5 separate regions of the Homo sapiens genome follow, and regions 1, 2, 3 and 4 are each linked to region 5. Evidence: chromatin contacts called from ENCODE Hi-C or POLR2A ChIA-PET data. All regions are on one chromosome and are shown on one strand. The core of a region is the stretch at or near the end of the contact, and the rest is flanking DNA. Distances in the headings are between cores, read along the strand shown.

Evidence for each region. Hi-C counts contacts between places; a loop is a spot of excess contacts on that map. ChIA-PET counts read pairs that join two places held with the same protein, here RNA polymerase II (POLR2A). Pooled maps may share reads with other maps.
Region 1: a loop to region 5 is called in a pooled map, with 2.9 times the contacts of the local background. The contact joins the promoter of DYNLL1 here to the enhancer-like site in region 5. A Hi-C loop is called at or near these places in 1 of 50 pooled maps. POLR2A ChIA-PET finds 5 or more read pairs at or near these places in 8 of 52 experiments (A549, Caco-2, HEK293T and 5 more).
Region 2: a pooled map shows a loop between it and region 5 (2.8-fold over the local background). The contact joins the promoter of SRSF9 here to the enhancer-like site in region 5. A Hi-C loop is called at or near these places in 1 of 50 pooled maps. POLR2A ChIA-PET finds 5 or more read pairs at or near these places in 5 of 52 experiments (A673, H1, HEK293 and 2 more).
Region 3: a map with no recorded cell type shows a loop between it and region 5 (2.9-fold over the local background). The contact joins two enhancer-like sites. A Hi-C loop is called at or near these places in 1 of 37 single-sample maps with no recorded cell type and 2 of 50 pooled maps. POLR2A ChIA-PET finds 5 or more read pairs at or near these places in 4 of 52 experiments (GM12878, HEK293, RWPE1 and 1 more).
Region 4: a map with no recorded cell type shows a loop between it and region 5 (3-fold over the local background). The contact joins two enhancer-like sites. A Hi-C loop is called at or near these places in 1 of 37 single-sample maps with no recorded cell type and 2 of 50 pooled maps. POLR2A ChIA-PET finds 5 or more read pairs at or near these places in 3 of 52 experiments (GM12878, OCI-LY7 and activated B cell).

The regions. Positions count from the first base shown.
Region 1 is chr12:120,494,813-120,497,512 of GRCh38, reverse strand. DYNLL1 (dynein light chain LC8-type 1) reads right to left here and starts at 1,400. Exons shown (of 3, transcript NM_003746.3): 1 at 1,297-1,400; 2 at 960-1,097. The coding sequence starts at 1,091. It overlaps NRAV (negative regulator of antiviral response), which reads left to right and starts at 1,567. Exons shown (of 2, transcript NR_038854.1): 1 at 1,567-1,690. RefSeq lists silencers at 997-1,516, 1,807-1,856 and an enhancer at 1,076-1,742.
Region 2 is chr12:120,468,450-120,471,149 of GRCh38, reverse strand. SRSF9 (serine and arginine rich splicing factor 9) reads left to right here and starts at 1,402. Exons shown (of 4, transcript NM_003769.3): 1 at 1,402-1,728. The coding sequence starts at 1,541. It also overlaps a transcript of DYNLL1 not described here. RefSeq lists silencers at 1,444-1,743, 1,994-2,163.
Region 3 is chr12:120,797,075-120,799,774 of GRCh38, reverse strand. The region is part of intron 2 of SPPL3 (signal peptide peptidase like 3); the gene reads left to right. Among named protein-coding and RNA genes, the nearest start is that of ACADS, 73 kb to the right of the region's middle. Within about 2 kb of position 1,359, at least 3 of the 41 ENCODE cell types and tissues checked have a DNase peak (open chromatin) inside an H3K27ac peak, as active enhancers do; they include GM12878, where a contact is called at or near this core.
Region 4 is chr12:120,884,952-120,887,651 of GRCh38, reverse strand. The region is part of intron 1 of SPPL3 (signal peptide peptidase like 3); the gene reads left to right. Among named protein-coding and RNA genes, the nearest start is that of SPPL3, 18 kb to the left of the region's middle. Within about 2 kb of position 1,356, at least 5 of the 41 ENCODE cell types and tissues checked have a DNase peak (open chromatin) inside an H3K27ac peak, as active enhancers do; they include GM12878 and OCI-LY7, where a contact is called at or near this core.
Region 5 is chr12:120,668,281-120,670,980 of GRCh38, reverse strand. It overlaps a transcript of CABP1 not described here. Among named protein-coding and RNA genes, the nearest start is that of MLEC, 18 kb to the left of the region's middle. Within about 2 kb of position 1,405, at least 13 of the 41 ENCODE cell types and tissues checked have a DNase peak (open chromatin) inside an H3K27ac peak, as active enhancers do; they include A673, GM12878 and OCI-LY7, where a contact is called at or near this core.

The DNA.
Region 1 (2,700 bases), core at 151-2,650, 170 kb after region 5:
GCTGTAAAAACTGCTGGAAACAGAATCTGTCAACTGGCCAAATTTTATCCTTAATTATTATCCAAACAGCCGTCCTCTTCACATCTATCCGGATGATGCTAATCTACTACCCTGTCCACTAGGTTAGCAAGTTGTAGGAACAACTCTTCACCATTTCTCCCACCCTAAGAGGTACTGGGGAGTAGAATGCCTGTGGGGGGCATTGGGTGGCAACGGTTATCTTTCTCTGCAAAATTCTTACAAGTGTTTGTGGAGCGTCACACAAGATTTAGCTACTCTAACTGCACGCAGTGCGAAAACCTTTTAAAGCTATGAAGGGGAGTAACGCTCTTGCAAGCTAGAGGCACGCACTGCTGCGTTTGTCAAAAAAGGCATTTATTTCTGTTCCATCTGAAGTCTTTCATCTTCCCATTCTCGACTGGAACCCTCCCACGGCTTAGGCTGCCAGCTTTCTTCCCTTCCAGCAAACACTGCTCGAGAAGTTGGCAGTCCTGCCGGCTTTCTAGACTGCCATTTACCAAGCCCCTACCCCAGCCCCCAGCCCCGCCACCACCCACCACCTTCCCTCAACTCCCCACTGGAAGGCTGGCAAGATCTCCTCCCGGCCCGGCTGGAAACACCCACGCAGCTCCCCCCTCCGGAACACCCAGATGGATCCTCGGCGCAGGAACCACACAGAAGGGGGAACCGCTGCTCCCTGATCTTAGATACCGTTGCTAGGTGGCGCTTTCCCCCCGCGGAGCTGGGTAATTAAAAAAAAAAAAAAAAAAACTTCGGACGCCGGGGGTCTGGTCTTCTCCACAGGAGCGCAAAATGCATCTGCGTCCTTTCTGGAAGCTTCTACGCCCCAAGCCGCCAGCAGTATTCCCGGGACCTGTCAGGCGCCCTTAGGAAAGCAGGATCGGGGGGAAGGAACCCCCTGCTCCCGGCTGCGTATCGGCCCCCGCGCCCATCCTCACCTTCTTGATATGAGCCGCAATGTCCTTCTCTATGTTGTATTTCTCCAGCGCCTGAGTAGCGCACTCCACCGAGTCCTGTTGCATCTCTTCCGACATGTCCGCATTTTTGATCACGGCCTTTCGGTCGCACATGGTTACCTAGTGGGCAAGGCCTGGGGTAAGGGGTTGAGTTGGGCCGCGCCCCCCAGGCACTAACTGCCCCCACCCCGGCCGGCGCCACCACGGGACGACGCCCCCCACCCCACTTCTCAGGAAGCGCGGGCTACGCGGAGGGCTAAGTCCGGAGTGGGGCGAAATAAGGCAGCGAGGACACCCCCTGGCCCCCCGAGTTTCTCACCGTGGAGAAGGGGGCTGGCCGACTGCAACGGTCTCCTGGGGGAGGTGCTAGCACAGCTCAGGCCCGGCTAGAGATACCGTCGCTACCGAAACCGTGGCGCATCTAAGCAGCCCCACGCCAGCCGCCGCCGCCTAGTGCTCAGGCCCCGCCCTGCTCCCGCCGGCCCCGCCCCTCGCCGCGCGACCCTATTGGCTTGACGCAGCCCACGGCATTCTTCCATTGGTCCATTGACTCCATGGTTCCCTCAGGATCTTTCTCCTGCATTTTGTTGCAGACCACAATGCACCGCTCACGGCGTCGGTTGCCCGGGCAATGGGCCGCACGCTACGAGGCCCACACACCCAGAAGGTGGAGCCCCGGCCGGGTTACGAGGACCACCCAGCTGTCTGGAGAGGTAGGAAGGGAGCTTCTGCCGGGGCCAAGGGAAGTGATTCCAAATTCACGGAGGTTGTCCCAGGGTGTGTTCTCGAACAACAGTCTCTAGAAGTTGGTGGCCATTCCTGCCCCCACCCCCCCGCCCCCCCACCACGACAGGTCGCATGATCTCGCACCCCAGGTTAGCAGGATTACGACAGAGGTGGCCTCTCCCTTTACTGAAAGGGTATCTCTGAAGCAGGGCCGGCTTCGTGGGTAAACCAGCAGTGCAGTCTCACAGGAGGGACCCTTACGTTTTCATTTTGCACTGGGCCCCATTTGTAGTCGGTTCTGCTCTGAAATATTTAGGGGAGGGCATCCTCAGGATTGAGGGAGGGCTTCAAGGAGGGAGGGTGTTTCCTTACGAATTAAGGGATTATCCCCAAGAGTGGGGTCTCTGCCAAGCAATGCGGACATCCTTTAAGGGGTTGGGGATGGGGATCCGGGTGGATTTGGGAGTGTTGAGCCCCGGGGTTTTTGTCCAGGGTGAAGCTTCTTGCTCAGGTGAGGCAGTCTTTCCTGTGTGGGAGAGATTCTTGGTTGGGATTTATCTCTGAGGAGGAGGTATTCTAATGGACGAAAAAGCGGCCGTTAGAGAGATGACGTCCCCTCTGGCTTAGGGAGGAGACACGAAGTGGTTAAAAAAGCAAGATCTTGGGGGAGTTGAGGGACAAGTCAGATCTGGATTTAAATCCCAGCACTGTCATTTACTAGCTATTTGAATGTCTTCTTTAAGTAAAGGAGGACTAAATGTAAAAGGAAACCAGTTCATACGCTTGTTAGCAGTATTAAACATTTGAAGTTCTCTCAGCACAATGTGAGGCACATAGTAAATGATCAATGAATCTTATCAATAATTGTCAGTTTATACAACTATCCCAAAGGCCACAGCAAGGTTTTGAACAACCAGCTCTGAAATGCCTATAATGTATTTTTCGAACCTCCATAAATAAGTTATCAGGTTAATCATGTATCTGGAAGCTTCCTATT
Region 2 (2,700 bases), core at 153-2,652, 200 kb after region 5:
TCAAGTGATCCACCCACCTCAGCCTCCTAAAGTGCTGGGATTACAGGCATGAGCCACCACGCCCAGCCAGGTTTCATTTTTAATATGAAAAATCTTTATTTATTTTTGAGACAGTCTCACTCTGTCACCCAGGCTGAAGTGCAGTGGCATGATCTCGGCTCACTGCAACCTTCGCCTCCCGGGCTCAAGCAATTCTCCTGCCTCAGCCTCCCGCGTAACTGGGATTATAGGAACACGCCACCACGCCCAGCTAATTTTTGTATTTTTAGTAGAAACGGGGTTTCCCCATGTTGCCCAGGCTAGTCTCGAACTACTGACCTCAAGTGATCCTCCCGCCTTGGCCTCTCAAAGTGTTGGGATTACAGGCGTGAGCCACCGCACCCAGCCTGAACAATCTTTAGGTTAGGAGTATTCCAGCCGGGCGCCGGGCTCAAGCCGGTAATCCAACACTTTGGGAGGCCAAGGCTGGAGGATCGGTTGAGCCCAGGAGTTCGAGACCAGCCTCTCTACAAAAAAAATAGAAAATAAACTAGCTGGACGCAGCGCAGACCCCTCACGGCGCCCCGAGGTGGGAGGATCACCTGAGTCCAGCGAGATCGAGACTGCAGTGAGCCGTGTTCGCGCCATTGCACTCCAGCCTGAGCAACAGAATAAGACCCTGTATCAAAAACAAACAAAAAGTCTTCTGGTGCAAGGCCTCACTGTAAGGTCCCTGGGTTCAATGCTCCGCGTTCTGGGATGTGAATGTGGAAAAGTAAGTGCCAAGGTGGGTGTCTACCTGAGCTCCATAAGGACTCAGTACTTAGGATGGGAGCATGGCTCTGGGTTCCATTCCTGACCCCTCTGTGGCCTCAGACTCTGCCCGGGAGAGGATGAAAAGCACAAGTCGGATGCACTCTATAGTGATCGCTGTGATACTCATTAAGAGTCTTACTCCCTCGACTCCGACAAACTCAAGGCCAAGCTATGGAGTCCATCTCATGCTGACACCGTCAGTTCTGAGCAACTGTAAAATGGGGACAGGGTGGCCCGGGGGCCTACTGACCTGAGGTGGGGGCCGCGACAGCCCGGCCGCTGCGGGGTCAGCCTGCGGTCTCCGCCTGACTCCAGCTCTCCTGCGCCCCGCAGGCCCTGGGCGCTACCCACGTCAGTGAGTGCTCACAAGTCTGTGAGGTAGGCGGCGCCACAGAGAGAAACTGAGGCGCGGGAGCCCAAGCCACTTGTCCAGCGCCTCAGCCGAGCGCGAACCGCGCTCGGGGATGGCATCCACACGGCCCGGCCCCAGGCTCTCCCTGTCAGCGCCCGAAGGCCCTTCGCACCTCCAGGGGGCGCCGGCCTGCGCGCACGCGCAATGGTCGCAGCCGCGTTCTCTTTAAGAGGACTCCTTTTGCCTCCGCCGACCCCTTCGCTTCCGCTCCGCGTTCCCACAATGCAGTGCGGCTGAGCGCCTCGGAGCCCGCGGGGACGCTGCGGGGGGACCCGTGCTGAGGCGGCGGCGGCGACGTGGGCTGCGGCGGGCCCGCGGCGTCGGGCGGTGCGGATGTCGGGCTGGGCGGACGAGCGCGGCGGCGAGGGCGACGGGCGCATCTACGTGGGGAACCTTCCGACCGACGTGCGCGAGAAGGACTTGGAGGACCTGTTCTACAAGTACGGCCGCATCCGCGAGATCGAGCTCAAGAACCGGCACGGCCTCGTGCCCTTCGCCTTCGTGCGCTTCGAGGACCCCCGGTGAGGCCCCCGCGCCCCTGCCCTCTCCTCCTCGGTGCCTGAGGCCCCCGCCTTCCCTGCTGTCCCCTCCCCCAGGGCTCCCCTCCCCCCGGCCTCCCCTCCCCCCGCCTCCGCGCAGACCCCTCACGGCGCCCCCTCACGGGTGGAGGATGAGGCAGCCTCTCCTCGCAGGCCCGGGCCGTCCTTCGCGCCGTCGTCACTTCCTTTATTTTTATTATTCCAATATTTTACTTAGAAACCCAAAAGCTGAGCCTTTGGAGGGCCCAAGCCCGCCTGCACCGGCCTCGGGGGGTCCAAATGAGCCTTGTCCGCCTCCTGCCTGGGGCAGCACCGTAGGGGGAAGCGGCCGCGGGGCAGCGCGGGGGTCGCCGTTCGCCCTTCCCGCTCGCCTCTCCCCCGGCCCGTGCTCGCCGTGGCTGGAGAGCAAGCTGCAGGGTCGCGGATGCCGCTGGAGGTCGTGGAGGGATCTCTGGTGGAATAGCTCGCCGTTCGCGCGCCCCGCCCCGCAGGCCAGGGCCCGGGCTTTGTAAAGGGATCACGGATTCGGGAAAACTTCTAAAACAGCCGGAGTGGGGCTCTGATTTCACTTCCCTCCTTTGATGAGGGAGGCTTGGCGAGATGCTAAAGGTTCCAGGGATTTGGAAACTCTAGATTCCTAACCCCGCTCTAAGGAGTGCTTGTGATTTTGCAAACAGCGTCGGCCCTCAGGCCGGAAAAAGCCCAGGAACTTTCAAAACTGTGGTTGGTGGTGGTTAGCAGCTGCGGCGCTGACCTGGTCACTCCACTCCGGCCAAATAAGAGCCCGCACCCTGTTTTCCTAGCATCATTTGCTCCCGGGGAACGCGGAATGTTCGTAGGGTGTCCGACCTACCTGGGGTGGACGTATTGATAGGGCAAGGGGAGCATCTGAGGAAGGGCAGGCAGGAAGCACCGCGAGGCGTTGATGGCTGAAGAGTCGACTCTGACAGCTCA
Region 3 (2,700 bases), core at 110-2,609, 130 kb before region 5:
AGCTAATAGGTAAGGCCCTACTAACTCACTGTGCCCCATTTCTGTTTTGTGCAGCGGTGACCCATGGTCTGCTTCTAACAACCAAACAAGGCTTGATTTTAGCTAAGCTTGTTTGAGGCAGTGAGAAGTTCAAAGTCTTCTAATTACACAGAGAACTAGAAGAATGCTTGCTCTCCTTACCAGTCCTCCACCCTCCCCCACCATCTGATAGTACCTCATTCCTGCCTAAGGCTTTCCTGTCCCTGCTGCAGTTCTTGTCAGTTAGATGCTAAGAAAATGGACCAGCTAAAACTGGTTTGAAGTTGACCACTACTTTCTGCTACAGAAGATCCCTAGCTTACCAACGGTTTGACTTAATGATGGTTCAACTTAAGATTTTTCCACTTCATGATGGTACAAAGGCAGTATGATTTCAGTAGAAAGCATACTTCAAGTACCCATACAACCATTCTGTTTTTCACTCTCAGTACAGTATTCAGTAAGTTACTTGAAATATTCAGCACTTTATTACAAAACAGGCCTTTGTGTTAGATGATTTTGCCCAACTGTAGGCTAATGTACGTGTTCTGAGCACGTTTAAGGTAGGCTGGGCTAAACTATGATGTTCAGTAGGTTAGATGTATGAATATTAAACGCATTTTGAACTTGAGATTTTTCCACTTACCTGGGCTTATTGGGATATAACTCCATTGTAAGTCAAGGAGCAGCTGTATTTGAAAAAAGGGGAAAATCTTGCCTTAAAACATCCAGGATGGAGTTATAAATAGTTCTCAACTAATAACAAATTGAAATTGAGTTATATAACCCTTCATCCTGTCCCGCGGGGGGTTCTCAGCACCTATTCTCACTAACCCAGTCTCATGGGAGAGGCTCCGTAGCAGCTGTGCCTAGGGTTAAACCAAAGAGATGACTGGCAACCTTCCAATCCAGAATAGCGATATAATGCCAACAGAAAAAGTAAGAGAAGCTGGCAATCTGTGTAGCCCCAAGGGTAGAGATGTAGATAAAAATTCCTGCACATTTAACCTGCTGTCACCAGATTCTGAGAAGCAGAATATAACAAGTGTAGTTATTGTTATTCCATTCATAAGTGAATTTGAAAAACTCAATTTAAATTAATATATGTGTTTCCAAAACATGCCCACAGGGAAGGAGCAGTCTTCATGTTCCATTGACTCCAGAGACGTTCCCATTAAATGCATCACCAACCCTAGAGTTTAGGTCCTGCACATTGTTAGCTCTGCTGTGCGAAAACATGAATTAAAGCTTAAAAGATCATAGAAGTGAAACCATGTACTAGAAACTACCACAGGTGCGTTGGCAGGGGAAATATATGCAAAATACTACATCTAGTTTGTTGTGGAACTAATTAGGAAAAAGTTTTTCAGGAGCCAGTTGCCATAGCTATTCCTCTAAGTGTGACTGAGGTATGAGCAGTAAGTGTACGTTTTAATCTCTGCTAATGTGTCTTCCTCTGATGGCTGGAGAAATATGTCTCAAATACTGTATATGAATCTTCTAAAATCCAAGGCTTTTTTAAAATAAAAAAACCCCCAGGAAAGCCAACACATCAGACACCTGACCATATTTCAGAAGAGGAGTCTTAACCATGTTTCAGGGAGTCCACCACATCTAAAAGTCGCTGTGTTTTGGTCCTGCTGGGGAGCTGTCACCCACTGGGGCTGCCCTCCAGTGGAACAGTTTGCTAAACAGTTCGTTGGCCAGATTTATATGAGAACAGGGTGACATGTAACTAACCAGTCTCTACTTCATAGATTATCCTCCCCAGACCCCCCATTCTAATTGAGGCTTCCTTGGTACCAGTAACAGAGAAGGGAGTTTTAGTGAATGAAAGTACAGGAAACAAGAGTGGCAGCTAGAGTCAGGCTGTTAGTAGAGGGGCAAGTCTTTCAAATCCAGTAAGAAATTTTGAGTCATAGAGGTGGGAAACTACGAAGTTAAGATCATTATCAGTGTGACCTGAGCCCAGTCATTTGGTTAAGTTTCTTCCAGGAAGGATTATGACCTACCTCTTCATTATAGGATAGGATCCTCTGCTTTCCTAAAGAAAGGGATACAATTCATCAATGTTTTGGTACCCCCAGGGACATGAACAAGAAATTTTAAAAGGCCTTTTCCTTCACTTAAAAATCTGTCCAGTTCAGGACCTATTTAAAAGAACTACCTAGAGCCACTTGTACTTCCAGCCAAGATAGAGAAACAGAGACTGAATTACCATCCCACATGAAACAACTTTAAAAACAATAAAAAAAACATGTAAACCCTCATAACACAGCAGTTTTCAAGATATTTTTCATCAGACAACAAAGGACAGTATTCCTGAGAGTTGAGGAATAGTTTTCCCGTCATACTTATTTTCCCGTCAAACTATCTTAAGATAGTTTCCACTCATGGTGCAGAGAGAAAGATTTCTGAAGTTGAAGAGATGGAACTGAGAGTCCAAAGAGACGGCTAGAGGCAGCTAGAGTTAATAGAACAGAGTACAAAAGAAAAGAGAGCTGCAAAATGAAAAAACCCAGAGATCTACACAGAATCCTTGAACATTCATCCCAATTTTTTTGTTTGTTGTTTTTTGTTTGTTTGTTTTGAGTTGGAGTCTCACTCTGTCATCCAGGCTGGAGTGCAGTGGCACAATCTCGGCTCACTGCCACCTCCACCTCCCGGGTTCAAGAAATTCTG
Region 4 (2,700 bases), core at 107-2,606, 220 kb before region 5:
TTAGTACACCTTTGGTTCACAGATTTTTCTTCAGGCTACTTCTTATTTCTTTTGCGTGCTGGAATAATTTAGAAAGAAATTAGCCTCAGATAATTGTTAAACTAGTTTCTTCCCTTTGGTTAAGTGATTAACCGAATTACTCTGGCAACCTGCTGCATCATCAGTAAGCTTGGGACTAGGAGTGGTTTCATGACTGAAGGTTTGGTGGGTGGAAGTGGCGGTGAGGGGTGCCTTGATGTGTCAGTTCTTTGCCAGGAGGATAATCACTGGAGGAGTTAGTTGTAAAATACTACCTTTTCTAGAGCTGCACTGCCCAATAGAAGTATAATATATGGTATATATGTAATGTAAAGTTTTCTGGTAGCCACATTAAAAAGTTTTTTTAAAAAGGTGATACTAATTTACATAAAAATACTTATTTCACGCCTGTAATCCCAGCACTTTGAGAGGCCGAGATGGGTGGATCATGAGGTCAGGAGTTCGAGACCAGCCTGGCCAGTATGGTGAAACCCCATCTCTACTAAAAATACAAAAATTAGCCGGGCGTGATGGTGGGAGGCTGAGGCACAAGAATTGCTTGAACCTGGGAGGCAGAGGTTGCAGTGAGCCGAGATCGTGCCACTGCATTCCAGCCTGGGTGACAGGGTAATTCTGTCTCAAAAAAAAAAAAATTATTATATCACTGATGGTATGTAATCAATATACAAATTAATGAGACATTTTAACTTTTTTTAGTACAAGATCTTCTCAATTCAGACTAGCCACATTTCAAGTGCTCAGTAGCTACATGTGGCTAGCAGCTCCCATATTGAACAGTGCGGTTCCAGAGGTGGTAAATACTTATGATCTAGATTTTTGCTCACATGTATGATCTGTGTGTCTTTAGGAAAAACAGATGAGTGTGTGATCAGTCTGTATTTCTAGTTCTTTAGTTTTATATTGTTACTGCCGGGTTTTCTTTCAGTGGGGAAGAGGGTGTTTAGAGGGTTTCAGAGAGGAAGCTCCTCATAGCTCAGATTTTTGGTTGCGAGCAGTTAAATTCACAGGAGGAAGAAAATTGCCTCCCTCCTCATTAGAGATGTACCAGATTCTATAGTTCTCAGCAAGTAAATCTGTTGGAACTGTTATCGTTTGGTCCTTGTTCTGATGGTTATAGGTGTTCAAGGTCTGCTTTGGCCTGTTGTGTATCAGTTATATACCACTTGTACTGCCTAACCACACAGCTCACTTGGTTAGACAGAGTAAGGTTGTGAATTTGATCTCTGTGTTTAATGAATGACTTTATGCCTTTTGGGGCTCTGCTATAGTAACTAAAATAGAATAAACCACATCCTTTTTCATCAGAAGTTTATAGTGTTAGAGACTGGGTGTCAAATGCCAGCAGATGTAATTAAGACAATTTAGAGACAAGGAGATTTCAGAGTGGGCTGTTGTATAGATTGTGTCTCCTAGTCAGTCAGTTGATTACTAGAAGGACTGAATTTGGAAAAAAAAATTTTTTTTTTTTTTGGCCGGGCGTGGTGGCTCACGCCTGTAATCCCAGCACTTGGGGAGGCTGAGACAGGCAGATCACCTGAGGTCATGAGTTCGAGACCAGCCTGACCAACATGGACAGGTTAAAAATACAAAATTAGCTGGGCATGGTGGCACATGCCTGTAATCCCAGCTACTCAGGAGTGTGAGGCAGGAGAATTGCTTGAACCCAGGAGGTGGAGGTTGCGGTGAGCTGAAATCGCGCCATTGCACTCCAGCCTGGGCAACAAGAGCAAAACTCTGTCTCAAAAAAAAAAAAAAAAAAAAAAGTTTTAATGTTTGAATGACTTTACTCACAGCTTACATTTTCTAATTTGGCTGAGTCCCCATCACTTTCTGTTTACTGTACACTGAATCTCTACCTCACTCATTTATGCTGTTTACCTAGCTCCTGGAGGCAATTGAGTTGTGATCCCTTAGTAACCATAGTTGTAGGTCATTGCCTCAAGGATGGTTGAAGATAGGGATAGCTGATCAGTGCTCCAGTGACAGAGGATTAAAAAAACAACTTTTTATGGGCACTTGCATGTTTAGATACAAATACTTTAACAGGATTTGACCATTGCATTATTACTGACTATTAGATGCCTTAAGGACATGTAGTTATTCTAAGTGGTACTCACATGCTTTTGAGTTGGAGTCCATAAATGGTATTCTGACCAAGAGAACAACGATCATGACTTAATTTACATGCTATACCCTGGCATTTGTGATAATATGGACCCAGGGCCCATTTGTGAGTTCACTGATTTGTTTGAATTTGAAGGCCATGTGAAATACTTATGTGTTGTAGGTCCCGTGCACAATTATGGAATTAAAGAACACCGTAAGTGGTACTATCTTTTTAATCAGTTTATTTGGTGGTTCTGTTGAGTTTTTGTATACATTATTATTTTGATAATTTCCAAATATTTTATACTTTGACACTTGTTCATTAGCTTCATTTTTGAAATGTGTCTGAAAGCCTTAGCCTTACTAAGAAAGAAATGTCTTTTAGTTGAGTTTGAAATGCTTTGATTTGTTGGTATTACAAAGTATTAATATAAGGGTTTTTTTGTTTGTTCCCAACTGAGTGCAGTCTGCAGTGATTAAGCTCCAAATTAGTTGGACCAGTAGGGGCGGAATTGGAAGCCTTACTTACACTAAATAATGCCATTCCTTTAGGGG
Region 5 (2,700 bases), core at 156-2,655:
CTTAGGCCACTAGATTACATTTCTCTGGTTTCTGATCTGTTTGCCCTGCTAGAGTCTGAACTCCTTGAGGACAGGAAGTCTTGCATGGGGCCTGGCACATAGTAGGAGCTCAATAAACATCAAGTGCATGTGTGCATGAATGAGCAGACAAATTGGCCTTTATGAGTCAGCAGGAGGCAAATCCAGGTGCAATAAAAGAGCTTTCAGACAAAGAGCTTTTCTTTTTGGTTTTCGAGACAAAAGTCTCACTCTGTCACCCAGGCTGAGTGCAGCGGTGCAATCTCCGCTCACTGCAACCTCTGCCTCCCGGGTTCAAGTGATTCTCGTCCTTCAGCCTCCCGTATAGCTGGGATTACAGGCATGAACTGCCACATCTGGCTAATTTTTGTATTTTTAGTAGAGACGGAGTTTCACCATGTTGGTCAGGCTGGTCTCAGACTCCTGACCTCAAGCGATCCACCCATCTCGGCCTCCCAAAGTGCTGGGATTACAGGTATGAGCCACCTCGCTCGGCCTTAGACAAAGAGCTTTTCTAAGATGACACACCCAGAGCTCCCCAGCAGGGAAGGTAGTGGTGCAGGTTGCAGAAAGAACTCTTGGCTAGGAAAGTGCATCTCAGTCCTTGAAAAGTCTCAGACCCCTTTCTTCAAACAGTCATACTAGGAACCCCAAAATATAAGACAAGTTGCTGGGCACTGTGGCTCACGCCTGTAATCCCAGCACTTTGGGAAGCTGAGGTGGAAGGATCCCTTGAGGCCAGGAGTTCAAGACAGCCTGGACAACAGATTGAGACCCTGTCTCTACAAAAAAAATTTAAAAATCAGCTGGTGTGCATCTGTAGTCCTAGTTATGCAGGAGGCTGAGGCAGGAGGATCGCTTGAGCCCAAGAGTTCAAGACTGCAGTGAGCTATGATCCCACCACTGCACTCCAGCCTGGGTGCCAGAGTGAGACCCTGTCTCTAAAACAAAGAAAGAAAGAAAAAAAAACGTTTCCTGGCGGGAGCCAAAACAAAAAACAAAAGCAAATAAAAATAATTTTAAAATGAACAAACCAACAAAAAGACAAATTACTGGGGAGGAGTCCTAGCTTCAGCAGGGGAGGAGGCAGGAGGACTGCCCTGGGCCTCCCCTTACCCTGAGCATTAAGGGGCCTCTGAACAGTAGCCTGACTACATTCTCCATTTCCTTTATCACAACTGGCATATCTATGATTCTTTTTTTTTTTTTCAGACAGAGTCTCACTGTGTCACCCAGGCTGGGGTGAAGTGGCGTGATCTCGGCTCACTGCAACCTCCGCCTCTCGTGTTCAAGCAATTCTCTTGCCTCAGACTCCCTAATAGCTGAGATTACAGTCATGCCCCACTACGCCTGGCTAATTTTTGTATTTTTAGTACAGACGGGGTTTCACCATGTTGGCCAGGCTTGCCACTTCTTTGATTTTAGGCAGCCACACACTGGGGACAAAGAAGTCCTAGTTTATCCCTAAGTCTATCCTGAGTGGTGTTCCTGGGGGCTCACCCTGCCAGCCGATAGAGATGTCTACAGAAGCCCTCTTCCCGCAGGTTGCCCTCCAAGGCCACTGTGTTTCTGAAACAGTGAAACTCTGGAGTCTCTGGGCGGAGCCAAGCTAGTACAGAGGCAGGCAGGGCTGCAGGCTTGCCTAGCAGGGCACAGAGCCAAGGGCTTAGTCTCAGAATTGGATTATTAGAGTGAATTTGGAGCTCCCAGCCCCACTGACCTCGGGAACGTGAGGATTACCCGGGCCTCTGGCTGGGGCCCACGATCCTGCACATTCCCTGCCAGGTCTGAGAATAAGGATCCTCCCTCTGCGGCAGCACAGCGGGCAGCGGATGCTCTGCCCACCTCCCACCCCCAGCCATCAACCCCGCAGCCTCCCCTGGCTGCCTGGAGGCACACCAGCCTCCCTTGTGTCTGGGGTTTACAGCAGTGCTATTCAGGTTGTTGTCCATGGACTGGCAGCATCAGCATCCTCTGGGAACTTGTAAGAGATGCAAATTCATGGACTGCGCCCCAGACATGGGATCAGAATCACTGCGGGGGTGGCCCAGATCTGGGCTTCACAAATGCTCCAGGCAATTCTGCTGTATGCTAAGATTTGGGAACCAATGGCTTGAGGTACACCGGCCACCCCACACACCTGCCCAAGTACGCTCCAAGCCTGTCTAAGACTCGACAACTTCTACCCACAGATTTCTCCTTTGGGCTGCTTTAAGACTTCACTTATAGAAACGAATTACAATGGGTCTTTTCAATTGCATGATTCCACTGCAGTCTGAATAGCAGTCCCTGGGGTGTGCCGTGTGGTGCAATGCCCTGAGGGCACTTGCTATGCACTGACCCCATCCTTTATCATCCCCACATTACACAGGAAGAAACTGAGCTTCAGAAAGGGGACGCGACTGGCCCTAAGTCACACAGCAAGCAAACCCTGGGCCTATTGGCTACACATCTTCCTCCCACTCAGCAGAGAGGATGGCAGCTATTTCTTTCTTTTTTTAGACGGAGTCTCGCTCCGTCACCCAGTGGCATGATCTCGGCCCACTGCAGCCTCCACCTCCTGGGTTCAAGCGATTCTCCTGAAGCTGGGACTCTAGGTGCATGCCACCACGCCCGGCTAATTTTTCTATTTTTGTAGAGACAGGCCACGTTGGTCAGGTTAGTCTTGAACTCCTGAACTCA